3 separate regions of the Mus musculus genome follow, and all the other regions are linked to region 2. Evidence: chromatin loops called from intact Hi-C (ENCODE). Cell type or tissue: left cerebral cortex. All regions are shown on one strand. Each heading gives the region's core, and the rest is flanking DNA. Links, peaks and the distances in the headings are about the cores only.

Evidence for each region. Hi-C counts contacts between places; a loop is a spot of excess contacts. Peaks named below come from ENCODE experiments on the same cell type or tissue, not always from the same donor. Only the 100,000 strongest peaks of a DNase experiment are listed, where the experiment ranks them.
Region 1: it touches region 2 in a loop (2.9-fold over the local background); 9 of 42 quality-filtered maps call a loop at or near these places.
Region 3: a loop joins it to region 2, with 3 times the contacts of the local background. A loop is called at or near these places in 12 of 42 quality-filtered maps.

The regions. Positions count from the first base shown.
Region 1 is chr8:127,179,447-127,185,875 of GRCm38, reverse strand. The region is part of intron 2 of Pard3 (par-3 family cell polarity regulator); the gene reads right to left. Among named protein-coding and RNA genes, the nearest start is that of Pard3, 120 kb to the right of the region's middle. In left cerebral cortex, for the core only: no CTCF peak of the experiment used is centred there; a DNase peak (open chromatin) is centred at 3,593.
Region 2 is chr8:127,059,808-127,067,892 of GRCm38, reverse strand. It overlaps Pard3 (par-3 family cell polarity regulator), which reads right to left and starts at 3,837. Exons shown (of 25, transcript NM_001309391.1): 1 at 3,420-3,837. The coding sequence starts at 3,539. In left cerebral cortex, for the core only: a CTCF peak has its summit at 3,891; DNase peaks (open chromatin) are centred at 3,034, 3,425, 3,886 and 4,198; H3K4me3 peaks cover 2,227 bases; H3K27ac peaks cover 1,614 bases.
Region 3 is chr8:126,984,225-126,990,653 of GRCm38, reverse strand. No RefSeq gene overlaps it. Among named protein-coding and RNA genes, the nearest start is that of Gm29688, 8.0 kb to the right of the region's middle. In left cerebral cortex, for the core only: CTCF peaks have their summits at 2,124 and 3,979 (motif pointing left); a DNase peak (open chromatin) is centred at 3,974.

The DNA of each region.
Region 1 (6,429 bases), core at 1,430-6,429, 120 kb before region 2:
CTGGGTACTTAACATATACTTTTGTTTTAGGGGAAAAAAAAAACAACTTTATAAATAACACTTTTGTCCTTTCTCTTCTGCCAGTAGAACTAAAGTTGATCTCTTTCTATATGAGTACAAACTTCTCTCTCTCTCTCTCTCTCTCTCTCTCTCTCTCTCTCTCTCTCTGCTGAGCTACACCACCAATCCCAACTACTACTACTTCTTTGCCTTCACCAGCAATAACAATTTCACAAGAAGAACTTAAACTTTTTTTTTCTTCTGCGTGTAAGAATCACACTGAAGAACGATCCATTATTCATCCCTTCCTAGAATAAACCCGCATGGCCTAGGACTCCCTACATAATAAGTAGCAAGCCGGAAGCTGCATCCCTTTAGAGTGACGGCTTGTCTTTTATCAAGGCTACACCTCACATCCAGAAGATGCACTGTAGGTATCAGTGGGGCATCTACTGACAGGAAATATGTAAAGCACATAAGGAAAGCGACGGTGAGAGTCTGTCGGGCAAAGCTTTAGCAAACTCAGCAATCTTACAAATATTCCCCAGACTTGGAGTAATTCTGCAGTCTGCCACATAAAACAGGAAAGGCAGTGAAAATGGAAACTTTGAAAGATGTTTTTTCCTTTGAGTGCGCAGGAGCAGATCTTTACCTGACACAAAATCAAACCGCTGCCAGAGCTCATAGTCTCAAAAGCTCCTTGTAGCCCTAATTACTTTGTGATTTCCAGCTGCTGTGAAAAGGTGAGGGCTTTGCTTGCTGCCTTCTGGTGACTATTAATGGTTGACAAGAACTACTGGAGAGAAATCCCAGGATGAGTGAATTGTGGCAAGCACTCCACAAAGGAAAGAAAGAACAACACACTTGGAAATCCAACTTTGTCCTGTGTAGACAGCAGATACTGTGGTGGAATGTAGCTGCTGCCTCAGTAGCCTAAATTAAAATTTCAAAGAATGACGTCAAGGAGCAGAATCGAGGGGGTTCCTCCAGGTTCAGGATGTATGCAGATCTGCATCAATTCCAGAGAGAAACACAATATGCAGTTCTCACATAAAATACTCAAAAATACATGTTTATCAACAGAAAAACTCTCCTTATCCCAGGGTCACCACGAGTCTGTGCACAGGTATGAGGACTATGTCTGACTTAAACAGACTGAAGGTTCATGCTTCATTATCTTCAAACACATACACAGTCATCGTAACAGATGTGGCAATTTTAAGTCAGCTTCAAAGACATTCTTGAGAGAAAATCCAACAACCTTCATGAATGTTTGATAGCTTATTTTTTAATATTGATGTAATCCGTGTTACTCCCAGTGCCAAGAGCTATAGTGCATGTTGGGGATGCTGCTAGGTGTCTTTGATAAAAGTCCTGTGACATTACACAATCCAAATAATATACAAAAATATGGAAATAGTGTATCTCCCCAGGTGACACTTTAACAGACACCCAGCTGTTTCAGATGGCCTATCATTTAATACTTCCTGGCCAGGTCAGAATTCCTGCCGCTCCTTGGAAAGCAGCCAGGGTAAACTTACAGCCACTGACAAGTCCTCCACAAACAGGAAAGCAACATCATCAGCTTTAAATATGCCCACAGAGCTACAAAGGCTGAGACGGAGGGTCCAAGTTCAGCAGATTTCAGGACTTCAAAGGACTTACAGCTGCCAACAGACGGCTATGCAGGCAGCCAGGGGCAGGCTTGGCTTTGCACAAATATTTACCCAGATTTGCAACTCAACCACAAAGCTAATAGTCCCAAGCATATCTATCACCAGAGGTCCGGGACAGGGCACTACAGCACTCCACAGCACACAGGGGGAGAACCAGAAAGGTCACTGTTTTTGTACTTGTCTTGATGATGAGAGAGGGCCTAGCAAACTCTGAGACTTAAGAGTTTAGTTTTGGAAACTCTCTTGCCAGCCAGCTCGGTACACTACCATCACTTAGGTCAGAAGGAGGAAAAGAGTGTGTGTGTGTGTGTGTGTGTGTGTGTGTGTGTGTGTAGACAGACAGATGGACACAGAGAGAGACAGACAAACAGACGGACACACACACACACACACACACACACACAAAGGGAGCAGACAAAAGCCAAGCATATCCTGACCACACTTTGGCAGTGGGTGCACTGGAGTGGCTAAGCAGCTGCCATCACCATCCAGTGAGTGTGGGAAAAGTTCTATGTCCACGCATGTGCAGGGAAACATGGTATCCAGAGACTGCACAGACACCTGCTCATCTCCCTTCCACAGAATTAGGCAAATGGCAAAAATTAATGCAGTAACACTTCCCACATATTCTTTCTTTTGGTCTGAGGAAAGAAGGAACCTTATTCCCAGCATCTTTCCCTTAATACTGAGCACCCATTGTCCCTTGAGTCTCCTTCCTAAGAGGGAATCAAGCCAGCTGTTTCTCTGCCATCCAAGGCATTACCTACTGAGCCAAAAGTGGCTACACACAGGGAGGACAGAAAGAGAATCTGGGCATGGTGGTATAAGGTTATAACCGTAGCACTTGGGAAAATGAGGCAGGAGGTCCAACCGTTACCCAAAATAAATACAGACAAACAGAGCAGGAACTGAAGATGTCCGGAGAGCCACCACAGTGATGCTCCCTATCCTCGGTAACCACTGGGACTACCAGCCTAGTCCTCAAGGGACCTGGAAGTTCTCCTCAGCCAACCCAATGTGACAACAGTCTTCAAGATGCCAATAAAGCCCCCTAGCACAGATGACTCCCAAGTCCTTCTCAGCACACAGCTGCTCTGCAAAACCAAAGTGCCGTTTCGTTCTCCTGAAGTAGAACTGGGACACCTGTGCGGTTCCAAGGCTAACACAAAGCTCTCACCTAGGACCTGAGACACCATGAAGCAACCACTGTGCTGTGCAGAGCCACCCCATTCCCAGGAGAGTGGATCTCAGCATTAAGTCACACTGAGCAAGTACTGGGGGCCTCACCTGAGGCTGGCTGTACATAGGTCTAACAGTGCATACTGAGGTGAGGCCCAGCTTTTAGTGAAGATGTGCCATGTTCATTTCCTTGGGTCCTTCACGTTCTGTATGGAGAAGCACAGGGCAAAGCCACTAACTGGCCGCCTCCCTCATGCAGGCATCTCGGGTTTTCCTCAGAAAACCCATTATCCCTGATATTCTTCCCAACCTTCCCTTGCCGGTTTCCCACTTCTCAGTGCAGTTGTGCAATTGAAACAGATTTTTAGGCCTGGTCAGTATCCTTGAAGGAACAGGCAAAACCAAGGCAGAGAAATTTCCAGCAGACACCCCCACGATAACCTACACTTCCCACACTGCTCACAGAAGCTGTGCGATGGCCTCACTCAAATGGAGCAAGGAGAAGATGCACCTGTGTGTGCTCACAGGCTCCCAAACAGCATCAAATGAACAGACATATTCTGGGGAAAGGGAATCAGTCAGTCCAGGCCTAAGTACAGCCATGTACAGTGATTAGTCAAACTCCTCAATCAAACAGAGGAGCTTGTACAAATTCGCAAGCAGACTTGTCAGGAAACTGTTTAAAAGTTGTCAGCTAAAGAAAGTGGTGCTGGTGGGGTGCAGATGTGACGGCTAAAGACTTGCCAGAGTGGCAGAACTCAGAGTTCTGAGAGAGGATAATGAGGGAAAAATGTTCCGAGTGTGGGGGCAGACCTGCTGAAAAAGAAAGACTGTGTTTCATAAGATCCAACAACAGATGAGTCCCAGTAGCTTCCACCCCAATACCCAATAATGACTTCCTCAATTCCCCAGAGATTAGTAATCATCACCAGAAAGAACTGAACTCCTTCTTTGTTTAGACAAAACCCCTCCTTAGGAACTAGCAGTTTCTACAATGAACTCTGGAAACAGCATAGCATCAATGGCCTAGCCATGATCAAGAGCTGACATTCTTTAAAGAAAGAGGAAGGTACTGAGATTGGGCTATGGAAATGCACAGAGGTTAGGCTGACCCACAGGACCCTGAGAAAGCCACAGTGTGTCCACAACATTTGGTCAAAAAGCAGATTTTGCCACCTCTGACCCTGATGACTATCAGATGAAACTTCAGGGCAAAAATAAGATTCCAGGAAGAGACAGTGCAGTGCATGGTGCGCAGACATGAACACTAGTCATGGGGGGATGCTCATACGCTGAGCCCCAGTAACACAAGACATGAGCCCACAAGACAATCTGTAGGCATATATTTTTCTCAACCAACTTTAATAAGGGTTCAACCTCCACTCTAGCCCACCACCCACCAGAGGCAGTAGAAGAGAAAGGTTATTAGGGTACGGGGAAGCAGACCTGTTTAGAAATAGTTCTTTGGGGGAGATTTCAATCTTTGCTGTTCTTAGCCCAGTCCACTAGCAAACACCAAGCATGAATCAGCAGCTGCAGACCAGTCTACTTGGCAGACACCACACACAAATCAGCAAGGGCAGTTCAATCCAGAAGAAACCACAAGGTTTGACAACTGGCCCAAGTCCACGGAAATATCAAGAAGCCACAGGAACCTCACAAGAAGTTCTTTGGTGAGTGTTTCTCTCTGTGAAGTTACCATAGGCAGAGCTCAGCAATGCAATGCGAGATAAACCAATACATGCATGTCAGCAATGCTAGTAAGACAGACAGAGCAAAGCAAACCAATGTTTGAGCTCTCACTGACTATGGGGTCATATTTATATTCTTTCTAAACATCGCACATTCTTTTTTTTGTGTTTTGTTTTGTTTTGTTTTTCGAGACAGGGTTTCTCTGACTAGCCCTGGATGTCCTGGAACTCACTTTGTAGACCAGGCTGGCCTCGAACTCAGAAATCCACCTGCCTCTGCCTCCTGAGTGCTGGGATTAAAGGCGTGCGTCACCACACCCAGCTAACATCGCACTTTCATTCACATGTCTGCTATAGCAAAACATCCTTTCACCTGTGTGCCCCAGCAAAACATCATTTGGCATAACTGACTTTCCAAAGAAACCAGACGTTTCCACCTCACAGTCCGCATCTTGTCTTTATTAAGTGGTTTAATGTGAAACTGACAGCCTTATAGGAAATACGGGTATGATGGCATGGTTCTAATGAGATGAGGTGAAGGAAAACACACCTGGGGCCGGTAAAATTGTGAAGGAAATTAAAAAAAAAAAAAACAGTTCAAAGAACTATCAGAGAACCCTACTGTTCACTTCCTGAAAAGGATCTTCAAAGAAAAGAAAGTGAGAATTAAAGACAACTAATATAAGTAAAGTAACAGTCTCCCCTCGAAGCAACACGGAGTGATAGGAATGATTGGCGTTCACATGTGACCTGAGAGGTGGACACAGAGCTAAGCTAAATGACCCAAACTTTGCCATTCAGGATGCAAGAAGCCCCCTACCTTTCCATGGGAAAGCACCCATGAATCTACAGCAACGCATAGCTGTTTAAATGATTGACAAGATAGCTTCACGGGTCAGCAGAATGCCTATGGTGCTAATATTAGTGAAGTTCAGGCCAGACCCAATCACATCTGTCTACTTCCTATTAGACTACTTCCTTGATGCCGCTGAATCTATTCACTTATCAGACTCAAAACTTTGGGCTCGACCACCATAAGCTCTTCCCAAGCTGCTAGTTAACATGAGGGCACTGATCTGCCACACAGGCACACAGCACACATTTCCACACCCTGCCTACTTAGAAACCAAATTTCCCCTCAGGTCTGAGATGGCCATACAATCCCCTTAGGGATAGAGACAGCCCCAGGTCAGATCCTCAGAACATTCTGACCCTTAGCTTTTCCTTCCAAAATTATAATCTGACCCTGACTATTCACATCTGCTTACAGTTTCCCCTATGTACCCCTGCTGGAAAAAAAAAAAAGTGAATTAAGCATTTAATGCCTTTGCTTCTTTCCTGTTACGTGACAAACACTTCTTCTGAACCCAAAACTCCACTGACCCTCTGTTGAGCTCAGTAAAAACTTTATCAATGCAGTCAGTCTTCAGGATCTATGGGGGACTGATCCCAGGATCCCACAGGTACCACCACCTAGGTAGCTGCTCAAATTGCTGGTGTCAAGATGGTGCAAACTTTTCACAGAATTTATCCACACAAACTCTGCCATGCACTGTATTGGTGGTGCTGGGAGTCATGCCAGGCAAGCATTGACTCCTCCTGCACCCATTATATCCGGTCTACATTACATAATACCTAACAGAACCATTAAAATGTGATGGGTACAGCTGCCATGTTACATTGTTTAAGTAAGAACAAAGAGACAGAAAGGTCTGTATACTTTTTAAAAATGCAATTTTTAGGGTTTGTTTTCATTTTTTTATTTACTTTTCCAGAATATTTCTGACTTGGGGTTGAATTCACAGATGCAAAATTTATACATTACAGGGTTGGCTGTATTGACTACTCAAGCATGTTATATATTTTTTTAAAAAACACTTTTA
Region 2 (8,085 bases), core at 1,298-6,297:
GCACAGCATCTACTAAACCAGGGTCTTGATGATAGTGGGTAAAAAAGGAGGGCAGATAGCCATTTCACCCCATGACTACAAAAATGTTTTCACACTAGTGAAAAAATATATACATTATATATGACTAAGGGTAAGCCATCAAACATTGGCTCCTTAAGGATATTTCTAGTGCTAAGGCATGGCATTTTGCTGGCCAGAAATTGATTCGTTCAACCTACAGAGAAAACAGCTCGAATAACGTAAACAGAATACCAGAAAATTAGCCCCACCATACCACAAAGTGCTTAGTGCACAGAAAGCTTGGCTGGGTGTTTTCTGTTTGTTTGGTTTGTTTTGATTTTTAAATCCCAGCTCTTCTCCTTCTTTGTTTCTTCTGCTTCATGGGGTTTTTCATAGATTAAACATGGTTTGCCTGCCCACATTTTCCCCATAAGGTGGGAGCTCATCATGTCTCGTGTCACCTAGCAACCGAAGCAAGATATTACTATTACCTGGCTACCCAGTTCTTTATACAGGATCTACCCTGTTTTATTAAGCAGAAGAAATAGGAGAAAAGAAGTTGCAACACTAACAATGTTGATATGTTTGCTCCCTAGTCATCTTATATAGGACAGGATAAGTGTAAAAAAACTAATGTCAGTCATTATCTAACCATCCCAGAGGAAAAACAACAGGTACATGAAGTAGCTCCCTTAAGCCTTTAAACACTTTTAAGTTCAACTGTTCATTTTATGTGTGTGGATGTTTTGTGTGCATATATGTGCACTACATGCATACAGTGCTTGCTGAGACCAGAAGGGCATTAGATTCCCCTGAGACTGGAGTTTCAGATGGTTGTAAGCTATGATGTAGGGGCTGGAAATCCAACCCAGGACTTCTGGAAGAGCAGCCAGTGCTCTTAGTGACTGAGTCAGCCCTCGTTTTTTTGGTTTGGGGTTTTGGCTTATTTGTGGTTTGTTTGTGTGTTGTTTGTTTGTTTGTTCGTCAGGTTCTCACTATGTAGCTTTGTGTGACCTGGAGCTCACTCTGCAGATGAGGTTGGCCTTGAACTCACAGAGATTCACTTGCCTCTACCTCCAAGTTCAGGGAGTAAAGCTATGTGTTATGAGCCCAGCCCTTTGAACACTTATGAGTCAAAAGTCTTGTGATCCAATAGTTAAACTCCAACTATTGCAAAATCTATCTTTTTCAGAGAGAGGTTTATGTAGCCCTGGCTGGCCTTGAACTCCAGGTTCTGTAATATTTCATCTCAAATATTTCTTTTGAAAGCACAGAAAAACTGAGAAAGACACCCAGCAATGACCTCTGGCCTCTGAACAGAACACACACACATAGAAAAACATTCACTACACACACACACACACACACACACACACACACCATCTCCTAAACTGAGTTTTTTGGAACTAGTAAATCATTTCTGACTGTCTTGTCTACTAGTCCAATGTCACAGTCTCTCTTCCATCCCTCATTTCTCCCACCTGGTCTTCTCACAGCTAGAAGTCACTCAGACCTCCTACTCTTTCTGGGACCCTTTCATCACCCCTCCCCCTTGACTTTGGACAGCCACTGCTGATAGTGAAGAATAGTCCACACCTATCAGCAAGGGCCCTCAACTCTATCCTTCCAACATCCCAGGGACAACATTTCCCCACAGAAACACCACGGCTGTCCCCACCTGAGGGATCACAAGAATCTTGTCTCAGACTCTCACAACCTATTAAGAACAAAGAATCCTACATATCCCTTAGATGCCCAACACCCACAACACAATAAATACTTAATATGACTTGAAATAGTAAATGTTTCATTCCTATGGAAAAATTAATAATTCAGCCAGTCAAACAGTTACCTGTGTATTTCCCAACAGGCAACTTGACCATTGCCCAGGGTGTGCAAGATGAAAGAAACATGGCTAGCTTTACAAACAAAATCGGCAAAGCAAGAGGTCAACATGGTCATGCTCTCTGCTCTGGAAGTAGGCACACTTCTATATTCTACATATGTTACTGCCATTTTTCTTTTCTTTCACAACTAATGATGTTTGTCTGCAGAGTACAAAGACAACCTGGTTTTCCCTTACAATAGTAAATCACCAACTGTCAGTCAGAAATGATGCTTAAAACACTTAAGTGTGAAGTTACAGAGGATTTCCCCTCTTGTCAGCTTTACAAGATAAACAGGTGCCCAATTTCCACTAATGTTGTTTGATTTTTCAATGAGTTCGACCAACTGGAAGAACACTTACAGCTGTTGAACTCAGCATCTCCTATCCCTGTACCAGATTGCCAACCATCCCCCAAAGTCTCCTTAAAGGGGCAATCTTGTGTTATATTTTCCAACACAGACTAAAAACAAAACAAAACAAAACAACGGTGTAACCATTTTGCCCTTTCTTAATTTCAGCGAAAAATGGAGGGTGACCCACGAGCATTCAGCGACATATGCAGACAAAGCCACCTTCTCCTCTCGCTTGTTCTGAAGTCACAGAAGGCAGGCCACTGAACAGACAACAGACGGGGAAATACCAAAGGGAACACATTCCACTCTCATACAAAGGAAATATCCTCAGGTGCTAGAACGAAACTTCAGCGTGGGCTGTTGTCAAACACAGAGGGTAAAACAACCTACAAAACGCCCTTCCACTTCTGACCTATTATGGAGGAATGCGGTTTAATGGAGACAATGTTCTCCATGAGGAAAACAGAGAAATAGAGGCTACTTCGACCCCAGGCCCAGTGAAGCCCGGGCTCCTCACTGGAGCACATCCAGCTAGGTAGGGGTAGAGAGCCAGAGGGAGTTCTGACTCCAGGAGCGAGTCTAGGCTTAGGTGTTTTAAGGAGCCGAGCACCGGAGCCACTCCATCGCCCCCACCTTAGCCCATGAGCCTGGCCGACCCAAACACGGCTGCACGCGCGACTCGGAGATCCCGCAAGAACACAGAAGGTCCACGGCCCGGCTGCGGCTCCCGCGTGTACCAGATCGCTCAACTCTTCCCACACTCCCCAAAGTTCCGTGGGCAACCCTCCGGGACAGGCCTGCTCCGGGAGAGGCCTGGAGCTGGATTGCCAGGGCCCGCGGACGGTCGGGCAAAGGCGCCCCGCCAGGCAACGCCGCGCCTCCCGCGTGCCGCACTCTGCCTCGCCCCGTGCGGGCTCTGGGCACCCGGCCGTCCACTCCTAAGCCCGGAGGACCCAGACAGTGTCCAGGGACCGTGAGGGTGGCGATCGCGGCCCAGCCGGAGCGCGCCGAGAACTTTACGGCCGCGGGTCCGGGCCGGGGGCGCCGGCGAGGCCGTCGGCTGCGGCACTTTCCCTTTCCCCGCCTCCCGGTCTCCCTCCTCCGTCTCCAGGAAGCGCCATATTGATCCCCGCGCCTTTCCCCCGTCCGCTCCCCGCCGCGCGCCCCAGGCCACTCACCTTGGCCACGGCCTTCCGGTAGCGGGTCACCGCCTGCTGGATGAGGCTGAAAACTTTCATGCGGCCATCTCCGCACGGCACGACCACCCGGGTCCTCCCGAAGCACACGGTCACTTTCATGCCGCCGTCCCTCGCTGTCCGTGGCCGGAGCGGCGCTGGGCCGGGAGACTGTACGCAGGGCGCGGTGGGGCCGCTGCGCCGGCGCGCCGGCGGCTAGAGGCGCGAGCAGGCGGCCGCACAGAGCTGCCCGGCTACCATGTCCAGCCCGGCCGCCTTCGCCTGGCCTTGCCTGTCCCCGCCCGGGCGCCTGCAGCCTCCGGCCACCTGTTCGGCGTCTCGGCGTCTTGGCGCGCTCGGCGGCGGCCCGGGGCCGTGTGGCGCTCGCGCTCAGTCGGGACTCCGAGGAGGGGACGGCGAGGCAGGGAGGAGGAGCAGCGACGGGCTGGGCGCACAGCACCGCGCGCAGGCGGCAGGAGGAGGCGCAGGGCGGGGCGCCCCGAGGCCTCCGCCGCTGCCCGGCCGCTCGGTTCACCGCACGGCGAAGCGCGTCGCAGCCCGCGGCGCTGTGCTCGGGCCAGCGCGGGGCAGGGCGCGTCCTCCTCCAGCCCACTTGCCGTAGGCTGCAGTGGGAGGCCCACTCCGGGACGCCCCACCCACGCCCCCAGAGGGCTCCAGCGAGGTCCTCTTCCTTTCTTTGTGACTTTTAATCCCCTTCCTGGGAGAAAGCAGTTTAAGCTCGGAGACGCCTTTAGAGCCCGAGAGCCACCGAGTCGCGCTGGCGAAGATAGGAAGCTCCAGGTCAGGCAAAGCAGGGTTTCTATCCTAAGTGCCTGGCTCCGGTGCAAGGCCGGGCGGCGCTGTTCTGTAGCAGAGATTAATTGGCTGCTCCCGAGAGAGGTTGAAGACGCGTGGACGCCCTGGTACTTCCTCTTGAGGCCACTATTTACCTTAAAGTTTCTTGGTGACCCACTTGTTTAAATAAGCAGGACTTAACACCGCAGTTCAAATACATCTGTTTCTTGAAAATTCCTCAATCTAAGCAACCTAAAACCCTCTGAAAAAAAACACAGTACGAACGCTCGGAGGGAAGGCTGTTCTAGATAGGCTATTCCCTCGCTGCTAAGGCTGCCTCAAAACTCAGGCACTGACACACCCCCAACTCCACAGGGAGTGGGTGATAAGCAAACTCTAAGGTGTTTAATAACAAAGTGGACCAAGTCTAGAGAAGTGACTGAAGCTGCTTTCTGACTTACTTAGAAAATGTGATCCTTAAATAAATGTTGTCTTCAAAGAATGGCAAACTTCAAGAGAGTCGCTGTTGACCTGAGTTTGTCCCACACAATACAGTAAGTTCAGTTTGACAGTTAATTTGCATGATATTTTAAGCCTATTAAAACTCCTGTGGTCCCCAGAATTTGAGCATCTACAGCTGGTGCTGAGGGCTCTCCATCCATCCCTCCTTTCTTTTAAAAATAATAAGCAAAACAAAGAAATCCCTTGGCTTTTTAGACTCCTGCACAGTCTCCTTGGCCATGCGGCTCTAGGTCAGAGGAAACATCACATTTTCTCCCTTCTGACTGCTCTCAGTCCATCCGATGATCACTGGTCCCAGCAAATGTATCGTCCTTTCAGGGGTCCGTCAAGAATTCACCCTCCCAAAGTCCACAAGAGAACTCTTGCGTGCACATAGCCATGGGAAAGACTCTTATTATCTCTACATGGCTATATCTATCATTCAACTTGTCTACCAGTGCCTGTGCTGGTCGCACTATGTCGGTGAGTCCTGCTGAGGTTTTCTTGTTTGGGATCTTAGCAATACTTGTGTCCATGGGCCACCAAGATGGCTCAGCCTGCCAGGTGCCGACCACCAAGACTACCTGAATTCTAACCCCAGATCCTACATGGTGAGAAAAGAGAACAGCCCCCAACAATTTTCCACTGACCTTCACACACACACATACACACAGAGAGAAAGAGAGAGAGAGAGAGCCATTAAATAAAATATAAATAAAAACAACACTTGCACCCACAATAATTATGGGTAATTAAAGGTAGTGTTTCTGTTTTTGACACATGGGAGGAGTATAAAGTTGCTAGTGGACTTTGTCCAAAAAAACAAAAAGGCACTGATTTAGGTTAAGTTCTAGGTTTGAACAATAGTACTTTCAACTATGATGTTAACTCTCTCCCCAGCCTTGTCTTTGCCAGCTGAGGAAAGAAATTGGTGAGATGCATCTCATAAATTGTAAGGATCAAACAAAATTGTATATGAAAAATCTTAATGCTATATTATATATGCTATGTTATATGACATGTATGACATATTATATATATATGTATATATATATGTGTGTGTATATATAATATGTGTATATATATATATACACTAGTATGTGAGAGCCTGTAACATAGCAGAGTCTAGTGGCCATGGTATATAGTATGCTAACAAAGCCTGGGCAGGACATCAAATGATTGGAGAGCAGTAAGCAAAGATATCTCAAAGAAGCTGAAGATATAACTAGACAAGGACTGGAATATACTAAGTAGAATGCTTGTCTAATATGTTCAAACCCCTGAGTTTGATCTCTAGCACTCCATAAAAACTTCACATCTGTAACCCCAACACATAGCAAGTAATTTGCAGAAACATGGCAAGTTAAAGAACAGCCTGGACTACATAAGACCATGTACTGTTGTTAATAATAATAATAATAAAGATTAAGACTTTATCTGGCTAGCTGAATAGAAATATGATCATTAATCTTGTGCATCATAGTTGAAGATGCCCCAAGCTTTGATAAGCAACTAAAAAGATGTCAATCAAATGTCTTCTCTCTTAGAAGCATACCACCTCCCTCCCTAGTACAGCCATACACCATCAACTTGAGGTCCTGAAACATGGTAACATCTTAAGGTGGAATCATATACTAGCTTTCCCATAGCTCACCTGTATAGTTCTGTGACATCCTCATAGCTTTGCTGGTAAGCAGCCTCAGTACCTACAGATGGAACTGAATTCTCATGAATTAGGCACAGCCTTGGAGTCTTGAGATAGCTTACCATGCAGATCCTAAAAACAGCCAAATTGAGTGCTTGTATTGAGTTGTTTTTTTTTTTTTTTCTTTTAGATATAGTTTCTCAGGTCCCAGACTGGCCTTTAACTCATTATGTACTTAAAGACGATCCTGAACTTATGAATCTCTTCCTCTACCTCCAGAGTGCTGGATTACAAGCATGGGCCACCGTCCTTGGTTTAGGAAATGCTGGTGGTATAATCTGAGGCTTTATACATTCTGACCAAGCATTCTAACAACTCAGATATACCATTAGTCCCTACTCTTTACACACATATATATGCAATGAATCTCTATATTAAAATTCATTAAAATTAATACTTCATAATTACTTAGATGCCAGACCCTTTGCTGTCTTGAAAAACTTCACAAAATTCTATGACAAATAATTAATTTATTTCTGCCACTATATTCCTTAAATAACATCTAACTATAAAGATGGATCATAGCCAGACCTCCTTCAGGTCAATAAAATATTCAGCTTAGCAAATAGCTTCTCGTCTGAGGTAAGCATTAAAGCAAAACCTGATCTCTTTGAGAAGCAAAATTATGAAAGTCAGGGGTCAAATGTTGTTGTGTAAATATCTTATAATTTGTTTACTTTCTTAAAGTCTAGAGTTTCTAGTTAAAAAAATAATCACGGCCTTTGTCTGTATTTCTGTTTCACAGCTAATTGATTCAATTGGTTATGAATACCCCAGAGAGTTCTGAGAATTAATTAGGGTTTATCTGGGCTTTGTGCCTATGCTTGGGTGGGTGCATGTGACCACACAGAATATAACTTCAATTTTATCCAGCTACACTCACACACTCCATATGTGTCAGAAAGTCATTGTACCAAACAGCTCACCCTGAGAAAGTTAATAATTGAAAATGAAGGAGATAGGATCTGAGAAGATGGCTCTATTCAATCCCCAGAAACCTAGGGTGGGGTTGAGAGGGACAAAAACAAAAACAAAAACAAAAGCCAGATTTGGTGGTATTACTTGTAAACACAGTGCCTAACCTCAGTGTGGAGAGGAAGAGACAGGTGGACCCCTGGGGCTCACTGATCTACTTGGAGAGTGCATATATAATATACATACACACATATACATATATGACCATCAACTGAGGAATGACATTGAGGGCTGTCCTCTGGCCTTCACATACATACACACATGCATGAATACACACAAAGAATAATAACAACATGTGAAAGGCATATACATACATGAATAAAAGAATAAAAACTTGTGAAAGGTTTTTGAAATGTAGTCATCCTGTGAAGATTATTATCACCAGCATTTCACACATATGCACTGCTTACTCTTTGATTACACAGCCAAGAAACGTTTACACCACCATATGTCTTCCTTCATGAATTAGGACATTCAGATCTGTCACACTCATTCAAGAGAAGTCCAATCTGGTAAAGATTTCAGAAATGAATGGGTGGAAGCTGAAATATGCTCACGTGCTACATAGTAGCAACCATGGAGATACCAAAGAAACTACTCAGTCCCTCTGACACAGAAGAAAACAGGCCTTCTAATTCCATCCCAGTGAAACACACTGTACATTTTTATGTACACAAGTAACAATAGTTAACA
Region 3 (6,429 bases), core at 1,430-6,429, 77 kb after region 2:
TGAAGACAGCAACAGTGATAGTGTACTCACATACATGAATAAATAAATCTAAAAAAAAAAAAAGTTACCAAGATTCCAAAGGAGAGAAGCAACCAATATTCCTACCCAGCTACGGTGCTAATGAACCATGGTGACCTGCATGGTATGGTAACTCTAAGGGTGTAGAAATGGCATAAAAGGTGCAGTAGTGGCACGCACACCTCGATAGCAACCAACAGCTCTCTAGTTGGACTTAAGACCTCCCCTCAACAAGAGAGAAACTCTACCTGCTGCTGGACACTAGCAAACTACTCAGTGCAAGTGAGTAATGGATCTTGGAGGAGAACCTATGACTACTTTACTAAACCAACACTCTGCCCCCGGCTGACAGGATGACACTCTCACCCATGTTCTTTCACTGTGTGCCTTAATTCCGATCCCTCCTTTTTTCTCTTATGATTTTCATTAAATTATACTAATTTATTAATATATGTAATTATTAAAAAGCATACCCTAATTTATCAATGTGTTTAATTATTTTAAAATATTTATTTATTTTATTATTTTATGTGTATGCGTGCTTTGTGTTTTATGTGCATGTATGTCTGTGCATCTCATGTGTGCCTGGTGCCCTTGGAGGTCAGAAGAGGGTGCCAGATCCCCTGAGAATAGTGTTACAAACAGTTGTGTGTTGCCATCGGGGTGCAGGGAATCAAATCCTGATCCTCTGGAAGAGCAGCTAGTGCTCCTAACACAGCCACCTCTCCAGCCCTCTTTACAAATTTTTGATTTTTCCACACTTCTCTTTTTCTTTTCTTTTCTTTTTTTTAAGATTTATTTATTCTTATACATAAGTACACTGTAGCTTTTTTCAGACACACCAGAAGAGGGCATCAGATCTTATTACAGATGGTTGTGAGCCACCATGCGGTTGCTGGGATTTGGACCCAGGATCTTCGGAAGAGCTTACCTGCTGAGCCATCTCGCCAGCCCCTCTTGTTTGCTGTTGATTTTAGTGCTCTATTTTTCTGGTGCTGAAATTTACTATTGTTACTGTTCCTTGCCACCCTCCTTCTAAGCATCCAGCTCAATACTTTTAGGAGCTACACCCTCTGCTGGTTGGAAAAAAAAAATCTGATCTTACTGAGTTTACAAGTGTAACCTGCTGGGCTGGAGAGATAGCTCAGCAGTTAAGAGCACTGATTGTTCTTCCAGAGGTCCTGAGTTCAATTCCCAGCAACCACATGGTGGCTCACAACCACCTTTAATGGGATCTGATGCCTTCTTCTGGTGTGTCTGAAGACAGTGATAGTATACTCATATATATAAAATAAATAATAGTGATAGTGTACTCATTTATATAAAATAAATAAATAAATCGTTAAAAAAAAAAGTGTAACCTGCAAAAAATCTTGGCAAAGCCACTATGGAGGAGAACAAACTTCATCCAAGCATTGGCTACACACACATATCTCCAATCTGGGAAAGTGATTTTTGTGCCACACCTTATTTACAGCCAGCAGCTGGACAAGAGCAACATCCTAGGAGGATAGGCCGAGGGATCAAGCTGAGTGTGGGTAGCCCAGGCCTGGCTGACTGGCTGGTGTTGCGAGACACAGCTGAGCAGACTTCACAGCTGTCTAGGAAGACCTAGGCTTCCTGCGGTTCTGGGTCCTCTTTCTCTCAGCATGCTGTCTGCCCCATTCCTCAGCATGCTTTATCCGGGTTCGCAGAGTGAGTAGTCCACAGGTACAGGAACGTCAACCCTGGACACCCTGGTAAGGAGCAGTAGAGGGACCCCCAGTGGTACTGCTGTTCCCTTCCTCTGCTGGGTCCCAGCTGTGATCTCTCATGGAGCGGCCACAGCTCAGACTAGTTGGCACTTCTGGCTGCCTGCCCGCTCCTCTTGCCCTGTCAGTCAGCATCATGGAAATCTCTTTTAGTAGATTTTCCTGAGCAAAAACCTTTTGCAGAGACAAACGGAGTGCTTGGCGGGGGAAGAATGAATACAGGAGACAGGGGTAAATTAATATTTAATAACCTTTGTCTATTAACAAAATAACATTTTAAGAAACCTGACAGATAAAGACACTGTGATAAATATGGCTCTAACGCCGCTCGCTATCAGTGGTGCCCCGTACAGGCTCAACTCGGAACTGCTGTCTACAGACCCGTGATTTTGATAGAGATGATTTCAGTATAGACGGTATGAAGCAGAGTTGGAGGTCGCTGAGAAACTCGCTGGGAGCATGGCTGAGGGTCTCAAAGAGACTCAGCACCTTAGCATTAGCCACATAGGCCACTTTTGTAATTCTCAACTTATATCTTTAAGGCTTGACTAAAATTTTCTCGAAAAGGAGCGTGTCGTTGACGAGTCCGGCGACTTCTCGGGCTGCTGGAGACAGGCCACCGCAGGCTTACCTGGTTCGGTCGCCTGCGAAGCCAGTACCACTACGAGACCAAAGCATCGTGGAGCCTCTGCTGCTGCCCCTATTCTTGTTGCTTGCCCTGTGCTGGGAGGAGAGCGGCCACAGCGCTGTGCCCGCGGACTGCAAGCCTGTTGGCTATGCCTGGGTTGACAGTGCCAAGGGCTGAGTGGTGTACAGCAAGCAGCCTAGAGCTCTCTCTCGGAGGTCCTGCCCCTGACACTCTGCCCAACTGCACGATCACCCTGACTCTGAACAACGAGATAATCAAGATGAAGTATGTTCATTTTCTGGACTAAGTCTCTTTGAAAGACTTTCGTGGTCAGTGCTGCTGCCAAAGGCAAGACCGAATTCTGAGATCCGCGCTGATGCCTCAGGCTATGTTGATGTCGATGGTCTGTACCTCAGACTCTTGTTGTTCATGATCCAGCCTGCTATCAGAAACCATGTTGAAGTTTGTGATTCCAGCTGCTGCCGGCTGCTATAACACTGTAAGTACACTGTAGCTATCTTCAGTAACCCCAGAAGAGGGCATCAGATCTCATTACAGTTAGTTGTGAACCACCATGTGATTGCTGGGACTTGAACTCAGGTCCTTTGGAAGAGCAGTCAGTGCTCTTAATCACTGAGCCATATCGCCAGCCCTACTTATTTTTTATGTTTATGAATACACTGTGGCTGTGAGCCTTCATGTGGTTATGGGGAATTGAATTTAGGACCTCTGCTCACTCCGGTCAACCCCGCTCGCTCAGTCCCTGCTCACTTATTTATTACTATATTAAATATAATATAATTATATATTATTATTATTATAAATAAGTACACTGTAGCTGTCTTCAGAGCACCAGAAAAGGGCATCAGACTCCATTGAGATGGTTGTGAGCCACCATGTGGTTGCTGGAATTTGAACTCAGGACCTTTGGAAGAGCAGTCAGTGCTCTTACCCAACTGAGCTATCTTGCCAGCCTGTTAACTTAAAACAACTTCTCCACATGAAAATCAAATGGTCTAGAGCGCACTTCATGTCAGAGCCATGCCTAGGAAGGACAGAGTCCTGTGTATGGGTATGCTTTAAATACGGGACCACATGGCACTAGTGTATACACACACACAGAGAATTAAAATAAAATTGAAAATACATAGTCGTTTGTTCAATATTCATTAAAATATGTTTTTGCTTTTAAAAATTGTTAATTCATATATACTAATTATTGGTCAATCAACTTGCAACTTTTTCTTAATGTTAATAGTAGCTTTTTCACTGTTTTGATGGTCTCGTGTTTTGCAGAAGTGTTATCATACTGTCTGCAGATAAAAATGATATACCTTTTCTATTCTTATGCTATTTATTCAGGGAGAATTAGCTAAAACCTTTAATATAACACTGATAGAATAGGGCCACATGCCAACTTCTAATTCACAAATAGTCACCGGGGTTAAAATGATCACCTTCCTCCATCCTGACCACAGTTCTGTGCTGTGTAGATAAAGATGGTCCCACTCAACAGGTGGAGAAAAACCGGTAGTGTTTCTGCGACCTCTCCTGGCGAAAAGTCTTTGTGCATTTGTCGCCAGGGAATGAAAATGTGCCTAGTAGGCGTGGCACGCCACCTTGTGGAAGGAAGAATACAGTGCCGCTCACCTGCGTCTCCTGCCTTAATTACCTTGGTCATTTCAAAGCTGTCAGCCAGGGTGGAAAAGTATCCGGGAAACAGGAACCCAGCGTTCATGGGAGAACTTTCTAGCGTCTTCTGTCTGTCTTCGTTAGGGTTACTATTGCCGCGACAAAACATCACGACCAAAAGTAAGTTGGAGAATAAAGGGTTTGTTGGGCTTATTCTTCATTGTCGCTGTTCATCATCAAATTCAGGACAGGAACTTAAAACAGAACAGGGACCTGGAAGCGGGAACTGATGCAGAGGCCGTGAGTATTACTGCTTATTGGCTTGCTCCTCATGGCTTGTTCAGCCTGGTTTCTTATAGAACCCAGGACCACCAGTACAGAGATAGTACCACCCACAATGGGCGGGGCCCTTCCCTATCAATAAATAACTAATTGAGAAAATGTCCTAAGGTCCTCGCCGCCTGGTCTTCTGGAAGTATTTTCTCAATTGAAGTTTCCTTCTTACAGATGACTCTAGTTGTGTTGAGATGACATAAAGCTAGCACCACATAGTGCAATGGAACATTGGCCTTCAAATGCCCAGCTAAAAGTTCTCTCTCTAGCTGTGTCATGGTGGAATGAACTCAATATCCGATCCCATATGTGTTATGATCATCTAGTAGGAACTTCCTTGTTTGTGGGGGTGGTTGGGGGCACTAAGAAGAAACGCTTGGCCTGGCACAGTGGTGTGTTCATCTTTAGTCTCTGCATTCCAGGAGGAGAAGGGGGGGGGGGGGGCGCAGAAAGATCTTGGGAATTGAAGGCAGGGCCCTGGTTTGCATAAAGAGTTTCAGGTCAGCCATAGTAAGGCCCTGTCTTCAAAACAGAAACACAAACAGAAACAAACTCCCCCTGTTCCAGAGTGTCCTTTTCAGTAAGGGACACCACAGATGGACTTGTTGTTTCCGATGCAGACATCACAACGGGCACTGGGTACCAATTGTAAGGTCAAACTTCATCACACCAAGAGAACGTTCATGGGAAATTTAGAAACCTAACAACAGGGTACTGTAGACAGACCCAGAGAATATCCCCAGAAGTTAGTTTTATCCCACTATAACTGGAAGCATTAATATAGAAATGTAAAGCCCACAAAACTAATAGCTTTAGATGCAACATTTTGAAAGCCACATTAATATAATTTATAACAATGTAACTAGAAATGAACAAGTTAATAAATTGTCACATTCTGCCTAGAGACATAACTATATACACATACCACATATCTCTCTGTATAAAGACACTAAAATGTTCCCATTGCTGAAGGCACTGCTCCATCTATTATAAGTATAAGGGATTACTACATCACAGATCTGTCAGGGTGCAAACAGACACCAGCCTACTGAAGCCTTTCACTAAAATCAAGGCTATATACCACCACAGAAAGCAGAACTGACTTCAGTCTGGTTGGCCTCATGGTTATCTATACAAGAAATCACTCAATTCCTCTGCACCATGCATGCCTAGATGGTGCCATGTTCCCACCTTGATGATAATGGACTGAACCTCTGAAGCTGTAAACCAGCCCCAATTAAATGTTGTCCTTATAAGAGTTGCCTTGGTCATGGTGTCTGTTCACAACAGTGAAACCCTAACTAAGGGACCTTCTTTACATGTGGCACAGAGCTCAGTATAGTTCTGTGAGATATAGATAGAAAGATAGATAGATGAAAGAAAGAGAGAAGGAGATAGATAGATAGATAGATAGATAGATAGATAGATAGATAGAGATATGTGTGTATGTGTGTTGTTGTTTTTGTTTTTCATCTGAGGATCCAGGGGAACCTAGGTGAGGGTTGGGAAGCAAAAATTACATGCGACATTGGAACATGGAATTTGGGGGAACCTGAATCTGTGTTCCCAGGCCAGTGTCCTTCAAAATGGCTCCAGAGTAAGCCATCTCTTGTTTCCTTTGAGATAACAGTTGTGGTCATTTGCCTTGAAATTTTTTCTGCCCTAGGTGGCGCTCAGGAATTACCCTCTTGAGCCTCATCTGCAATGTGGGGGCTGGTGGGCCTGCTCCAGCGGCTGGAGCTGTGCCTGCTCATAGTCCTGCTCCATCCACCTCTGTTGCCCCATCTGAGGAGAAGAAAGTGGAAGCAAAGAAGGAAGAGTCTGAGGAGTCGGAAGATGACATGGGCTTTGGTCTTTTTGAATAAACTGCTCTGTTGATATGTCCAATAAAGAGCTGAACCTGTAAAACTAAAAAAAAAAAAAAAAATTACAGAATTACCCTCTTTTTATCGGAGGAGTCACCTGAATCACCTGACTGGAATGCAGATACGTGCATTAACCTGTGTGTCCACACTCTACCATTATTTTCTCAGGTGGGCTGTTGGTGAGTTTGATAAGTTGATTAGT